Regions from separate parts of the Homo sapiens genome. Here region 2 is linked to region 1. A link is a contact called in ENCODE Hi-C data. All regions are on one chromosome and are shown on one strand. Each heading gives the region's core, a stretch centred on a gene start or an enhancer-like site at or near the end of the contact. The rest is flanking DNA. Distances are from core to core; before and after follow the strand shown.

Evidence for each region. Hi-C counts contacts between places; a loop is a spot of excess contacts on that map. Pooled maps may share reads with other maps.
Region 2: a map of gastrocnemius medialis shows a loop between it and region 1 (2.5-fold over the local background). The contact joins two enhancer-like sites. A Hi-C loop is called at or near these places in 4 of 168 maps with a recorded cell type or tissue (aorta, chondrocyte, gastrocnemius medialis and 1 more) and 3 of 50 pooled maps.

The regions. Positions count from the first base shown.
Region 1 is chr10:94,211,006-94,218,365 of GRCh38, reverse strand. The region is part of intron 4 of PLCE1 (phospholipase C epsilon 1); the gene reads right to left. Among named protein-coding and RNA genes, the nearest start is that of PLCE1-AS1, 72 kb to the left of the region's middle. Within about 2 kb of position 4,970, at least 10 of the 41 ENCODE cell types and tissues checked have a DNase peak (open chromatin) inside an H3K27ac peak, as active enhancers do; they include gastrocnemius medialis and psoas muscle, where a contact is called at or near this core.
Region 2 is chr10:94,127,915-94,135,027 of GRCh38, reverse strand. PLCE1 (phospholipase C epsilon 1) reads right to left here. Exons shown (of 33, transcript NM_016341.4): 3 at 2,569-2,854. Among named protein-coding and RNA genes, the nearest start is that of PLCE1-AS2, 23 kb to the right of the region's middle. Within about 2 kb of position 1,612, at least 8 of the 41 ENCODE cell types and tissues checked have a DNase peak (open chromatin) inside an H3K27ac peak, as active enhancers do; they include gastrocnemius medialis and psoas muscle, where a contact is called at or near this core.

The sequences.
Region 1 (7,360 bases), core at 3,721-6,220:
CTTAACCTATCTGGGCTTTACCTAACTTACCTGTAACATAAATTGAATAATCACTAAGATGTCATCTGGTTATAATATTTTTAAAACTAACAATGTAATATACATACTATAAAAACCTAGTGTTCTTATTCTAGAACTCCATTAATTATTTTAGAATGTGTTAAGTATAACTGTATCACACAGAAAGTGTAATAATTCATGTTATCCCAAAACATTAAAAGAAAAGTGTGTTAAAGCCAGCAACACCAATGGATATGGATTTGTAGACATCATTTGCTTCATTTGTGCTAAGATGCATCATTATGAAATTTTATTTTATATTTACTGAAAGTGCTCTTTTAGACTTATAGTGACACCAATTTCTATAATATCTTACCCTTGTGTATAAGTAAAAATAAAATGTAAGCAAAACTAAAAAAAAAAAAAGTAAGAAGCATACTCTGTCTTGCAATTAAACCAGTTGTGTATATGTCCATTTTCTCTAAATTGTCACCTCCTTGAGGGTAGAGAACATGTTATTCTGGGTATCTTTCTATTGTTTGCAGAATGGCTTGCCCACAGTTTGCAAGAGACAGTTGATTATTCTCAAATTCTTCAACTATAAATCCCTAAATACTGTACTCAGAAATTGGGTTCTAAGTTCACTAGAGTTATTTACTGTTTTAAAATCAACTAGGGAGAATATTTTCACTGAGATTTGCAAATACCATGTCTAGTTAAATGGAATTTGGGGAATTGCCAACAGCTATGCAGAATGTGTTATCCTCTTCTCTCTCACCATAGTTAATTGAATTGAATGGATCATTCCTTGTGAAGCCAATTATTAAATGCTGTTCAGAAGTAAGCCTCATCTCATGCAGAGTCTCCCCTTTTGTAATTGTATTAATTGATGGCCCTAGAATAGGGTCCTACTTATTTCATCCCACTTTAATATGATGAGATTAAAATCCATCACTAACAGTTTACATAAAATGTCTTGATATAACTGAGCTGTTAGCTCCGAACTATCCTGATCCTATTGTGGGACCATTTATAAATCAATTTCTTTTCCTCTTTGCATAATTTTCATAATCATAATTACAATAACAACACTCTCCATGTAAATGGTAGGCTTGTGAGAGGGACGCTGCTTATCCTATCCTTTCAGCTCTACAAGGCTGGTACTAATACTGCTGCCATTTTACAGATGAGAAAGGTGAGATTCAGAGTGAGTAAACTAGCTTGCCCAAGGTTACACACCTGCAAAGTAGGAATGAGCCAAATCAAAAGCCTGTGCTTTTACATTACCATGCTACTGCCTTCCATTTTCTCTTTTATGAAGATTAGACTCAACAGTAAATTAGACTGTTTGCTAATTTACTGTTGAGTCTAATCTTCATAAAAGAGAAAATGGAAGATAGTAGAGCATGGTAATGTAAAAGCACAGGCCTTTAAATTTTTAAAGCTTTGCTCCCCACACAGCCACCCTGATCTACTGGGCAAAGAAATGCCTCAGCAAACACTGTGCGGAGCTTAGCTCCAGAATCAGAATGATGCAGCCGAGTCGCATTCCCTTTAGAAACAGAATTTTAGCATTCTGAGAAGTCACAGAGAATGTGGCATTGGTGCTTACCAGTTGCTTACAAATGTTCCTATTCTGTCATGTATCTAAAATTTTAAGTTTCCTATGACATGCAGAGTAGGACAGGGTCCTTCTGAATTAGAGAAGAATGTGTGGGAGAAGGCCTGTGAGAGATTCCATCCCTGAAGCTCACTCACCCAGACAGCTAGGTATCCCAGGCAGAGGCCAGAAAGTCAGGGTATACCCCCTAGTAAACCTCACCCCAAGCTGCTGCCACCTCTGGACTGCCTGCTCCCTGCAGCCCCTTCACTCCAGCTAAGTCAGGGAACTTCAACAAATATATACTTGTTCAGCAAATCATTCCTGAGTGTCTACCCTCTAGAGCTCGCACTCCAGTGGGCACTAGAGCACATGATGAGCAAGACAAACACAGTCCCTACCCTGCCAGGAGGTGGTGGCATCCCAAGCCTGACGTGTCCCTCCTCAGCTCTGATCTGCTTCCTATAAGGAGTGCTCCTTTACCTCTCCTCACCGAGGAGATCTCAACTGGGCAGTGCTGACTCTATCATTGGCTGGGTTTGCCCTTTTCCGACATCAGTGAAATAACAGTGACACCAAATGCTTTTACAGAGTCTACTTAACAGGTATTAATTCATTTAATCCTACAACAAGCCTATGAGGTATATGTCCTTATCATTTGCATTTTAGAAATGAAATTGAAGCAATCACTTGCCTAAGATCATAAAGCTAATTAAAGTGGTGAAGGTGGGATTCCAACCCAGGCAGGCCGGCCCCAGAGCCCATGTACTCTGCTGGCATGTATTGGTTTTTGAATGCTGTGTTTCTTGTGGCTCTGTCTTGGCCTATTTTATTTTATTTTATTTGAGTTCGGGTCTCATTGTCACCCAGGCTGGAGTGCAGTGGCATGATCATAGCTCACTGAAGCCTTGAACTCCTGGGTTCAGCTGATTCTCTCACAACAGCCTCTCCAGTAGTTGGGACTACAGGTGTGTGCTACCATGCCTTGCTCTGTCTCGGCCCTTCTCGAATCTCTTCTTATGCTACATCCTCTCCATATATGTTTTCCTTCACTAACTTTCCTTTACCCATCCTCTCTCTGCTGCTGGCTCCAAATGTCTAGCTCTTATCTTGTATATCCAAGAATGAACTGGACATTCTTACCTGGAGGACCCAAAGCCCATCCTGTTTCCAGTCCTTAACTCCTTCACTTTCCATTCCCACATCCAATTAGCTTCCAAGTAGCCCAGATGTCATGTTCTCCAGGAGGCCGTCCCTGAGCCCTCAGATAATTAATGGGTCCTCTGTGCTAATATAACCTTCCTGCTGCACTTTTTATACTGCACGGTGACCACTATCCCCCTGGACTTTGCCACTGCAGATGGAGCTCCTTGGATGCAGGCATTGTTTTACTCATCTGTTTCCCAGCACAAGTGACATAAGTGAGAGGTGTTTGACAACATCTTGTTTTGAGTTATGCATAATACATTGCAGCCAACTCCATGTTGGTGCTGCCCTTCCCAGAAGACTGTCCAAGCACCTTACTTGCCCAGGGTATCTGGGGACTCCAGTACAGGAAGTAAGGCAGGATCATTTACCCTAGAGCTCACAGCCCCAGAGCTGCCTGCTTGATCTTCACCCAAGAGGCTCAGAAGGCTAGTGTTGCTGGGGAAGGCAACCAGGGGAGCCATGACATAGAAGACCTATGGGCAGTTTGGTCCATGACTGGAAGACTCCATTTTCCCTGAGATGATTGGGCAGCAGAGGGTGAGAGTGTGGTGGGTTTCTCATCTGCACTGGAATGGGCTGGACCCATTCTGAGGTTCTCTGAGTGAAGGACAAGAACATAGCTTACGCAAGTACCCTGGATGGGGAAGCCTCTGGCCACAGGCCACACTACTTAGGAAAAGGGGACAGGTGAAGGTTGTCATCCAGGGCCACTGAGCAGGGTCACGATGTTTGGAGACCATGCTGTGATTCACTCTTGGTCCTCGGGCAGGTGTGCACCTGTCACTGGTAAGCAAAAGTAAGCCCGCAAGTCACTTTTTCACTTGCGGTGAAATGCAAATTTTCACCAATTAGAATGTGAATGGTGAGCAAGTAGAAGGAGACCGACAACCAGCCAACAATAATGATGGAGCAGGAAGGACAGAGCGGAAGGGAATAAAATGGTGTGCCTGTGTTGGCGTACATTCCACTGAAAACAAATCTGTGTGAACAAACAAAGGATATTGGCATCCCACCAAGATCAATTCATCCTGGCCCCACTGGACACTGGTAGATAGAACAGACCATTAAGAAGAAGATAATTAAATCAGCAGTCTGTCCAGTACATATATGTTGGGTGAGCATCTGTGAATGAAACTCGTAAGGGAATAAATCTGATGAAAACTGGAATTCTAATCTCCTCAGCTTCTCTGTTCCAGTGGGGAAGAGAGTGTATGTAATCACTCTCCTCAGGGTGAAGATCAAGTAGGCAGCTCTGGGGCTGTGAGCTCTAGGGTAAATGATCGTGCCTTACTGCCCGTACTGCAGTCCCCAGATGCCCTGGGCAAGTAAGGCACTTGGACAGTCTTCTGGGAAGGGCAGCACCAACATGGAGTTGGCTGCAATGTTTTATGCATAACTCAAAACAAGATGTTGTCAAGCACCTCTCACTCATGTCACTTGTGCTGGGAAACAGAAAAACACAGGATGTGGAGCCAAAGGAATGTAGGTTCATTTCTTGGCTCTGCCTTTCACTATTTCTGTGACCTTGAGCAAGTTTCCTACCTACCCTGAGACTCTTATTTCCTCGCTCATAAGATGGGGATAATAAAATGCCCGGTATCATAAGGAGTGTGGTGACTAATAAAAGCGATGATAAATATAAAGTCTCTTTATATTCATAAACTAATAAAAGGGACGATAAATATGAAGGGCTCCGGTGCTTGGAGAGGAGTAGTATGTGCTCAATAAATGTCAACTAATACTGATAATTAAAAAATAATAAGCAGCTCCTTCTTCAAGATGTAGCACTTGTGGAAACAATGTTGGCCTTTTTATTACAGGGCCAGCTTCCCTTCACTGTTTAGCAGAGAGGGACTTTCCAAGGATTAGATTCTCCAAAAGAATGATCCTTCATTTCTTTCAAAGAAGCCAGAAAGGAGAGGCAGAGGAAAAGGGGCAAGAAAAATGTTCAGAAAGAACATATCAATGGAACATCCAAGGAAAGTTGGCAGTGAAGGGTGGGAAGCAGAAGAGGAAGAGGTCTGGGTCAGGGCTCTCTGAGGAGGTAGGGACACAGGGACATGGCTTGGTAGGTGGGGAAGTCCTGGAAAAATAGCTGTGAGTCATAGACAGGTTCAAAAAGGGCAGCCACCCTGAGAACCCAGGGCCTTTGTCCAGGAAACATCAGGTACACTGGACTGTGGTTACAACATTTGATGGGCTGGGATTAAACCACATCACATGACATTGGCTGTTTCATCATCTTTCTTGCTTTTTGAAAAGTTCATCATCTTTTCCAGGCAAAGAACAGATCCTAATTCTGAGTAAAAACTAACAGAGCTGTACATGAAAGGCAAAAATTCTAGGGTGTTCAGCACAGGATAAAAATGCTGGATGTGTCCCACCAACTACCTAAGATATAAACAGTGAATGTCCTGAAATGAGATCCTGTAACTGGGGAGTGGTAACCGCACTGGTGGAGCAAAGCAAAGGAACTTGAGACTGACAGCTGAGAGTATGGAATTCAATTCGGGGAGTCAAACAAGGGCCCAGCAGCCTGGCTGCAGCACTTCCAAGCTGCACTTAGTACTTAATTTGTCTTGTTTGTTGACTGGCCTGCTTATTCATATGCGGCAACCCTCTGCAGCATTTGATTTTGAAATCTTGATGAGCAGATTGATCTGCCAATTTTGAATTATTCCCACATGTTCTGCACAAAGTAGATGCTCAATAAATATTCTGGAAAGTGTTGTTATCCCTTTCTGCTCCAAAGACCCCAGACAGAAACAGATCAGCAATGTTTTGTGGTAATGTTTCCCAAACTGTGTTTCAGGGCACATGTTCTACCCAGATATTAAGTATTAAATATTTTGTGAAGAAAGTGTCTGGAGCCATATGACTTCAGGAAATTCTAGGATAAGCATTTTGGGAGGCTGAGGTGGGTGGATCACTTGAGTTCAGGAGTTTGAGACCAGACTGACCAACAGGGTGAAACCCCATCTCTATTAAAAATACAAAAATTGGCTGGGCGTGGTGGCTCATGCCTGTAATCCCAGCACTTTGGGAGGCCAAGGAGGGTGGATCACAAGGTCAGGAGATCAAGACCATCCTGGCTAACACGGTGAAACCCTGTCTCTACTAAAAATACAAAAAATCAGCTGGGCGTAGTGGTGGATGCCTGTAGTCCCAGCTACTCTGGAGGCTGAGGCAGGAGAATGGCGTGAACCCGGGAGGCGGAGCTTGCAGTGAGCTGAGATGGCACCACTGCACTCCGGCCTGGGCAACAGAGCCAGACTCTGTCTCAAAAAAAGAAAAACACAAAAATTAGCCAGGTGTGGTGGCATGCACATGTAATTCCAGCTACTTGGGAGGCTGAGGCAGGAGAATCGTTTGAACCTGGGAGGCAGAGGTTGCAGTGAGCCGAGATCACGCCACTGCACTTGCACTCCAGCCTGGGTGACAGAGGGAGACTCAGTCTCCTAAATAAATAAACAAAAGGTTTTTAGGGGCAGGATTTTTGGAGGCTTTAATATGCTAATATGCACGATAAACCTTTAAGAAGCAGCTAATATTCAGTATTTCTCAAGTTCTTTTGACCATGTAATTTTTTTTTCAAAGGAACATTAATTAACATTTAGAATAATGCTGCAATATTGACAGGGGTCTCTCTGAGCTCTTTTAGCTTGAAGAGGACATAGCAGGGGCTTGTCTCCACCAGTAGTTCAGTAGGTCCTCTACCTGCACCTGGCCAAACCAAAAATACACCCCTCCTTCTCTAGAAACCGCTTGGGGTGGGTGGGTTATAGGAGGTAGAAACAGAAACAGCAGCATAGGATTTTATAATTGGTGTCATAAATCCAGAATCAATATGTCATTGGAGGAACTCTAAAACCAAGACATGAAGGAAGATTTTTCTTTAGACTCCAAAGTGAGGAGATGAAGGCCAACTGTTATTTCATAGCCAAGGCTGTCATGAAGGAATAATCCAGAAAGCAGACCAACTTTTAGCTATGCGGTTCTACTACATAATGTAACAACGAATAAATCAATGGACTGTAGAATGTTTGAATTGGAAAAGACTTTAGACATTATTTAGTCCATTTCTCTTATTTGATAGATGAAGAAACAGAGAATCAGAGATGTTAGGTGACTTGCAAAGGTCACCCAGTTAGTGAGTGGTAATGCTGAGGCTAGAGCCCAGATGTCACCTCAGGACACCTACAGTCATAACTTGCTGCATTTGTCATCTCTGTGAAGACAGTCTGATACACTGCCACCTGCCCTCCCTCTGTAGGCCTTCATAGGCAGGCTTACTGGGTGAAGAAGTGGTGGATAAGGAGGACGAGGAGAGCTGGGAGCAGCAGCAATTGCTAGAGCACTAACCTCAGATGGCCTAAAAGATGGGGGCAGTGGGTCCTAGTTAGGCAAAAGCCAAGGAACAAAAGGGAGAAGAGTCCAGGCCATGAAAACAAGGGTGTCCAGCCTAGGGCCTCCCACGACACAGCTCTCAGCAGGCTGAACGGAGTCCAAGAGGTGGCAGTGGCGGCAGACTTGTCTGGAGAATTTCAGATA
Region 2 (7,113 bases), core at 363-2,862, 80 kb after region 1:
CTGAAATTGAAAAATGTTTCCAAGATAGTAAGTCAGAACTACAGAAATAAGCTTGGAGCAGAAGGCAACCAGCTAATTGTATTATTCAGCAGGAGTTTCTAGAGGGTTCTCAGAAATCACCAAAGAGCTTCAAAGCAAAAAGTTAAAGAAACTTCCAACTCTTGCATAAAACGCCAATTTAAAGATAACACATTAGCTGACAGTCTGGTGAGTGTCAGAGCTAGAAATATTGATCTATGAGGTTCTATTTCGAACAGGGAAGTGCAAATACAATTGAAGTCAAATTATGATCAGGGCCATAGATGCACACACCAGCAGCTTCCTTATTTCTCTCCACAGACCTGTGGAAGACTAGAGGCGTGCCTGCCTTGGTTGGGCAGCCTAGAGATCCGTTTCTTCCTACACACTACTGAGCACAAAATGAGTTAATAAAAACTGTATACATTTGTCATGTAAAACATGATGTTTTGAAATATGTATACCTTGTGGAATGGTTCAGTTGAGCTAACTAACATATGCTTTACATACTTATCATTGTTTGTGGTGAGAAACCCATCTGGGTTTTTAATCCATTTTATTCCACTGATTGTTAAAGAAATATGTTTAACTGAGGCACATAAAAACTTTAAGGCCATGTGCAGTGGCTCACACCTGTAATTCCAGCATTTTGAGAGGCCAAGATGGGCGGATCACCTGAGGTCAGGAGTTCGAGACCAGCCTGGCCAACATGGCAAAACCCCGTCTCTACTAAAAATACAAAAATTAGCCAGACGAGGTGGCGTGTGCCTGTGGTCCCAGCTACTCGGGAGGCTGAGGCATGAGAAACTTGAACTTGGGAGGCAGAGGCTGCAGTGAGCCAAGATCATGCCACTGCACTCCGGCCTGGGTGACAGAGTAAGACTGCATCTCAAAAAGAAAAAAAAAAAAAAAGACTTTGAAAACCAAATGGGAGGGGTTTAGTCTACACATGTTGATTAACTCATGGGATAAGGCCCTGGCATACCATCACAAGCATTAAAACAATGCCAATTCCACATGCCAATCTCAGCCCAACTTCCTGGGAAGAGTATGATGAAGAATGCAGGCTTGGTACTCTCTAGGTGCCACATCAGAGGGGAGAAACCTTGAGTCTTGTGTGTAGGGAAAACAGCTTACCACCTAGAGACTATAAATTCCATGAGGGCAGGAATTATGTTTTGTTCCTTTTCCAGCACCTAACACCTAATAGGGGCTCAAAAAATGTGTTGAATGGCTGAAAAACATGAAGCCATTAGTGTTCCCACACCTTCTGTTATTCTTCATTCATTTATAACCAATCCCCTGAAGTTCGGGCAACTCCAGAAAACAAACCAACTTGGCACCCAACATAGTACACAAGGAGGTTACAGTATTCCTCTTAGGCCTGTCTAGGGGTGTGTGTGTGGGTAGGAATGGAGAAGGCTGAGGATCAAGGAGGAAGGTCATTGGCCTGCTGGCCTTGGGTCTCAGGACCTGCTATGGAGGGACAATAGCTGCTGTCAGATTGAGTTCTGGCAACCCCCAGGCAGTGGAATGCTGCTTTGCATGGTCCCTGTCTGGTTGGCAGCTTCCTGCCAGGGAAGGCTGCCAAGCAGCTTGTGACAGCTATGCAGTGTACAAGTTTCTGAGGTTGTTTGGTGCACTGCCATTTCTGACCTGCCTGTCTGCTGCTCATGGGAAGTAGCTGGGAAGTTCATATGCCAAGGGACCCCACACTCCATTGGCTTTCATCTTTCAGTGGGATGCCTGCCTATCTTGTCCTTTAAGATGGGAGTAGCTGGAAGATGGCCTTTGGCTTTTCTGGTCAATAGACACCTATTAATTCTATGTATGAAGGAGATCTATATTTCACTCTGCTCCCAACCACAGTGGGTTTTCAATATGACTGCTTGACTATATTTGTTTCCTAGCATCTTGTCATAGTAATTGACATTTGTCATAAACTACCACTAGGAGAAACTACCTGCCTGAATCATTTAAAAAAAAATTAAAGATAGCGTTTTAACCATTTACTTCATTTGAAAAAAAGTTTCAAAAATCTTTTTTTTTTTTTTTTTTTTGAGATGGAGTCTCACTCTGTTGCCTAGGCTAGAGTGCAGTGGCGTGAGCTCGGCTCACTGCAAGCTCCACCTCTCAGGTTCACACCATTCTCCTGCCTCAGCCTCCCGAGTAACTGGGACAACAGGCGCCCGCCACCACCCTCAGCTAACTTTTTGTATTTTTAGTAGAGATGGTGTTCCACCGTGTTGGCCAGGATGGTCTCGATCTCCTGACCTTGTGATCCGCCCGCCTTGGCCTCCCAAAGTGCTGGGATTACAGGTGTGAGCCACCGCACCCGGCCTCAAAATCTTAATGATTACTATTTGGAATGTTGACACCTTAGGGGATTTTAATAAGGGACCACCTTTTTATATTCTCTTAAAGAAGCGACTTTTACTTAAAGTTGCTGAAAAGTGAACTTAATTTTCCATCAGGAGATACATAAATCTTAACTTAGATCCTTCTCTGTAGTCAAAGATAGAAAGTTAAAAGTGAAATTTCAGGCATTACCTTTCAGCATCATTCGTCCAGTGGATCCTCCAAAAGTACTGAGAAGGCCACTTCTTGCTCCCAAAGACGTGGTTGCTTCTAGGAGAGAACCGGTGATGTACTGCGATATTGAAGTCCTTTGGAGGGTGGCGCGATACTCACATACAGTGTCTCGGACACATTGCTTTAAGCATGGACCAACGCTTATCCTTCCATGGGCTGTCTCGGAGGCTGGGAGCTTGGTGAGGAAATGGAGTAGAGATCCAACTGTATTTTCTGTTTCTTCTCTTCTCACTGCATTGTAGATCTGTGAATAGCACAAAGTACAGGAAGTATTAATCTAGTTTCTTAGGAAAGCAAATTAACTTGTTGACAAAATGCCAAGATGACTTATTAAGAAAGAAGGCTCAGATGCTCCAAGTGCAAACACTCTGAGCACTCGGCTCATGCATTAACCTGAACATTCTACAGACACCATCTATTTGGAAAAGCTCTGTGTAGTTATAAAATAGGTCATTCAAACAACTCTGCTATCAAACAGAGAACTTACAAGTCATACCAACCAGAAATACATTCAGCTCAAATTTCTCCTCCTCAGCAGAGCAAAGCTCTTCTGCAGAGAGATGAAGGCAAACCTTTCCTTCTGGTTTTCCTGGACATTACTGAATGACTGTCCCAGGTCTGTCTCCCTCCATGGAGTGTTTCAGCCTGACTTTTATGGGAAATCTTTTCTCCATGCTTAAACTGAAATGAGGATGAGAGGGTCATGGGGAAAGAGAACTTCCCTATTTCCCCTTTGGGCATAATCCTTCAAACTGTCAGCTGAGATCAAAGTATTTGAATCATTTTTTCTCTTCCTCCTCCCTCACCTCCCATATCCAATAAGTTGACAGATCCTGCTCACTCTTCTTGCCCCATCTATGTCACTGTCACTATCCTGATTTCTTCTCCTTTTATCACCCGAATTCACCAAGCATTGTCTCAAGAAGATTGCACTGTTAGGACAGGTTCCTAACCATGTCTCCAATCTATTTCAATGCAGTCATTCAATGTGCATGTATATAGACCCTGCTCTGTGCAAGGCAGTGTGTTGGAAGATGTGGGGAAAGTGTGAGGGGCAGCAGACACCTCTTGTGCTGCTGCAGGATTTCACAATCTTCGATGAGGCCTGAAAATTATAAGGTTTGACATTATTGAAGGGAGGACTTGGAATTTGTCAAGCATTCTGAGAAGCCAGAGACTTCTGGATAGTGTATAAACAAACGGAGGAGACACATAACATGCAGTGAGGTAATCCAGCTCTCTGATGGGGGAATAAAGGTGCTGTCTCTATCATGCTGTCTCTATCATGTCACCTTGAGCACCTTGCCTTGGCTGACTTGTCATTCATTCATCAAACCAACAAATAGTTACTGTTTATATACCAGAAACTATGACAGGGCTGGATAAATAAAATAGTTTCTCTCCTCAGAGTTCACAGTCTAGTAAAGGAGACAGAAAAGCCAAGAGCTTAGAGTAGGGTGGAAATGAAGGTCACCTCCTTCGGTGACACTGACGAATGGCCAGGGAGTAGAAGACTCTCACTGCCCTGCGGGCCAGGCATGTGCCCCCATGATGTTGCATCCTCCAAATCTCACTCAAGAGGGCCTCTCTTGAGCTGTGCTAGGTCCTTATGATACCCCAGAATGCACCGAGTCCTATGATATTCAAACTGTGTAGACCCTAACTAGATTTTATCTGTCTTCCTCTGTCTGGTGGTATATATTTGCCACTTGAAGGCACAGTGTGATTCTTACCTTTAATTCTCTGTCATTAAATTTCTAGTGGCCAGCATGGCCATGGAGATGGTGTGCTGGGACAGAAAGAGCCCAGGTTTGGGGTCAGGTACATGAGGTCAGGTACACCTGACTCGACCTTCACCAGATAGAGAGCTGGTCATTAAGTGTGAACAAGCTGACTTGAATGTTTCAAGACAGCTCCCTCCTCTGTAAAATGGGAATAATAACACTATTCTTAGGGAGATTCTGGGATTCACCATGATAAACATGTAACATACTCAGCCTAGTGTCTAGAAATGATGCTCTTTACTGTTGAGCAAGTCTATAAAAGAGAATACACTCCTTTACCCTCAATGAATAATAGGTGGTTGTATAACTATAGACCACAATCTATGAAATGCAATGTGATTGGAGTTATGCCCTTGCTCTTCTGTGTTTCTGGGCAATATTATCCTAACCCTATTTGGGTGTACTGTGAGGGCAAATGGGGGTAGAGAGCTGCAGATCTCAAGACATAGTTTTATTCTCTTGGCTCCAAATCATACAGGCCATCTCCAACACACTAAGTCCCATGCAAGTCCTTCAGAAGTAACTGATCCAGTTGTGTAAGGAAAAGAACTGACTGGTAGCTTGATGGCTAAGGAAGGCTTAATAGGCAAAGCAGGGTTTGACCTGTGCCTTGGAAAGCAGGCATTTCTCTAACTGGAGCAGCTGGGGAGACAACTCACCATGCAAGCAATAAGGACAGCCAGTGGAGTTTAGAGCAGGGAGTAAGCATAGGAAATAACTGGGGAATGAGAAAGGCCAGGGAACAACTGGGGAATAAGAAAGGTCAGCTGGCCTGATAAAGGAGACCTGGAATGTTAAAGCAAGGAGATTTCACCCATCAGAGGAGGGCACCCCTTGATGCTTTTTTTTGTTTTTTGTTTGTTTTGTTTTTGTTTTTGTTTTCGCTGGTTTGTTTTCAGCAAAGGAATAATGCTAAAATGGTTTTGTCTTAAAAAGATTACTAAGCTGGCAATTCCTAGTTCCTAATAGGTTGGCCTACTTTCTTTACTTGCCAAGCTGCTGCGCTGGCTCATTGTGCATTTGCTCACTACCATGTGCATTCCAGTCTCCACATCAGGCCTCCATAGACTCCCAGTGACTCATTCAGTCTCTTATCCAGCTTTTCCAAGGTGTTTTCCTCAAAACATTCTATCTACAAGGGATTGTATGACCTAAGGACTCCTTGATCATGAAAGTTTAAAAAATCTCAGTAAATCTCTTCTCCTTTTGGAGATTTACATTGCATAATAGAATATTAAAGACAATTACGAGAGTCAGAGTAAACAAAGTATTTTAATTTGCTTAACTATTTCCCATGTTATTTGATCATTTCTTTAAAGAACACAGCCTGTAGACGTAGTGCTGTGCCAAATAATTAATTTACTTTAATCTAATAGCCTTTTCTTATTCCCATTTCTTTGCCCTCTGCAGAATCTCTGAAATAGGCAATCATCCATCCTTCTTGAAGTCTTTCATCTCTTGTCATCTCATTGTTCCATCTCCGCCTTATTCTGCATCTCCCCTTCCACCTCGGGCCTTCAGGACAGTTATAATGCAATAGAAAGGTGCCAACAAGTGCCTAATGTAGGGAGGTCACAAATCAATTGACCATGGGCCAGATTCAGTCAACAGACCTGTTTCATCTGACATACCCTGTTTAAATTCAGGAAAGCTTTACATATACATCTGAAGTTCCAGCATCTCCTGAATAATGAAACAATCTGGTAACACTGAGCATTCCTACATGGTATCAAATGGCTAGATCTTCTACTGTTAGATGGGGCATGAGTTCTCCACTGGATGCCAGTGCCCACCATTCTTTAGTGACCACACCTGGCCAATATCTGGTCACCATTAGTATATGTGTTTTTGACCCTGTCTTAATAAAATACAGATACGGATGTAGATATTTACAACATGTACTGAGCTCCTCCAATGTGTCCTCTGTGTGCTCTTGCCTGTGCTAGTTGCTGAGGATAGAGAGAAAGCCATAGTCTCTGATATCAAAAGGTATTGCAAATCACCTCCAAGAAACTATTAATAAACATATATAAATGCTATGTATATATTAAGTAATATTTCAACATCGTTATCAGCCACATTTCCAAGCCCCCAAACTTGTCTGAAGAAATAAAAGATGAAGTGCTCTGTGAATGAAGCTCTGAACTTCCATCACGATTGCCAATACCCTCACCACAAAGAACCAGAAAGAGATCAAAAATTACTACCAAGATCTGGAATGATGCATCCCAGTCACACCAATCCAGGATGAGAGAAACTCAAGGTGCTTTGTTGGAAAAATGCTGAAGTGTGGACAAACTGGTGGTAGATATGGCAATGTTCAGGGAACCTGTCAAAATCAAGGTATTGATCAGGCACAGTGGCTCACACCTGTAATCCCAGCACTTTGGGAGGCAGAAGTGGGTGGATCACAAGGTCAGAAGATCAAGACCAGCCTGACCAACACGGTAAAACCCCGTCTCTACTAAAAATACAAAAATGAGTTGGGTGTGGTGGCACATGCCTGTAATCCCAGCTACTCGGGAGGCTGAGGCACGAGAATCACTTGAACCCAGGAGGCGAAGGTTGCAGTAAGCTGAGATTGCACCACTGCACTCCAGCCTGGTGACAGAGTGAGACTCAGTCTCAAAAAAAAAAAAAAAAAAAGTCAAGGTATTATCTCTTCCTAGATCACTCACTTATGAAAAAGAAGGAATCATGGAAAAGCCCACATGTAGAG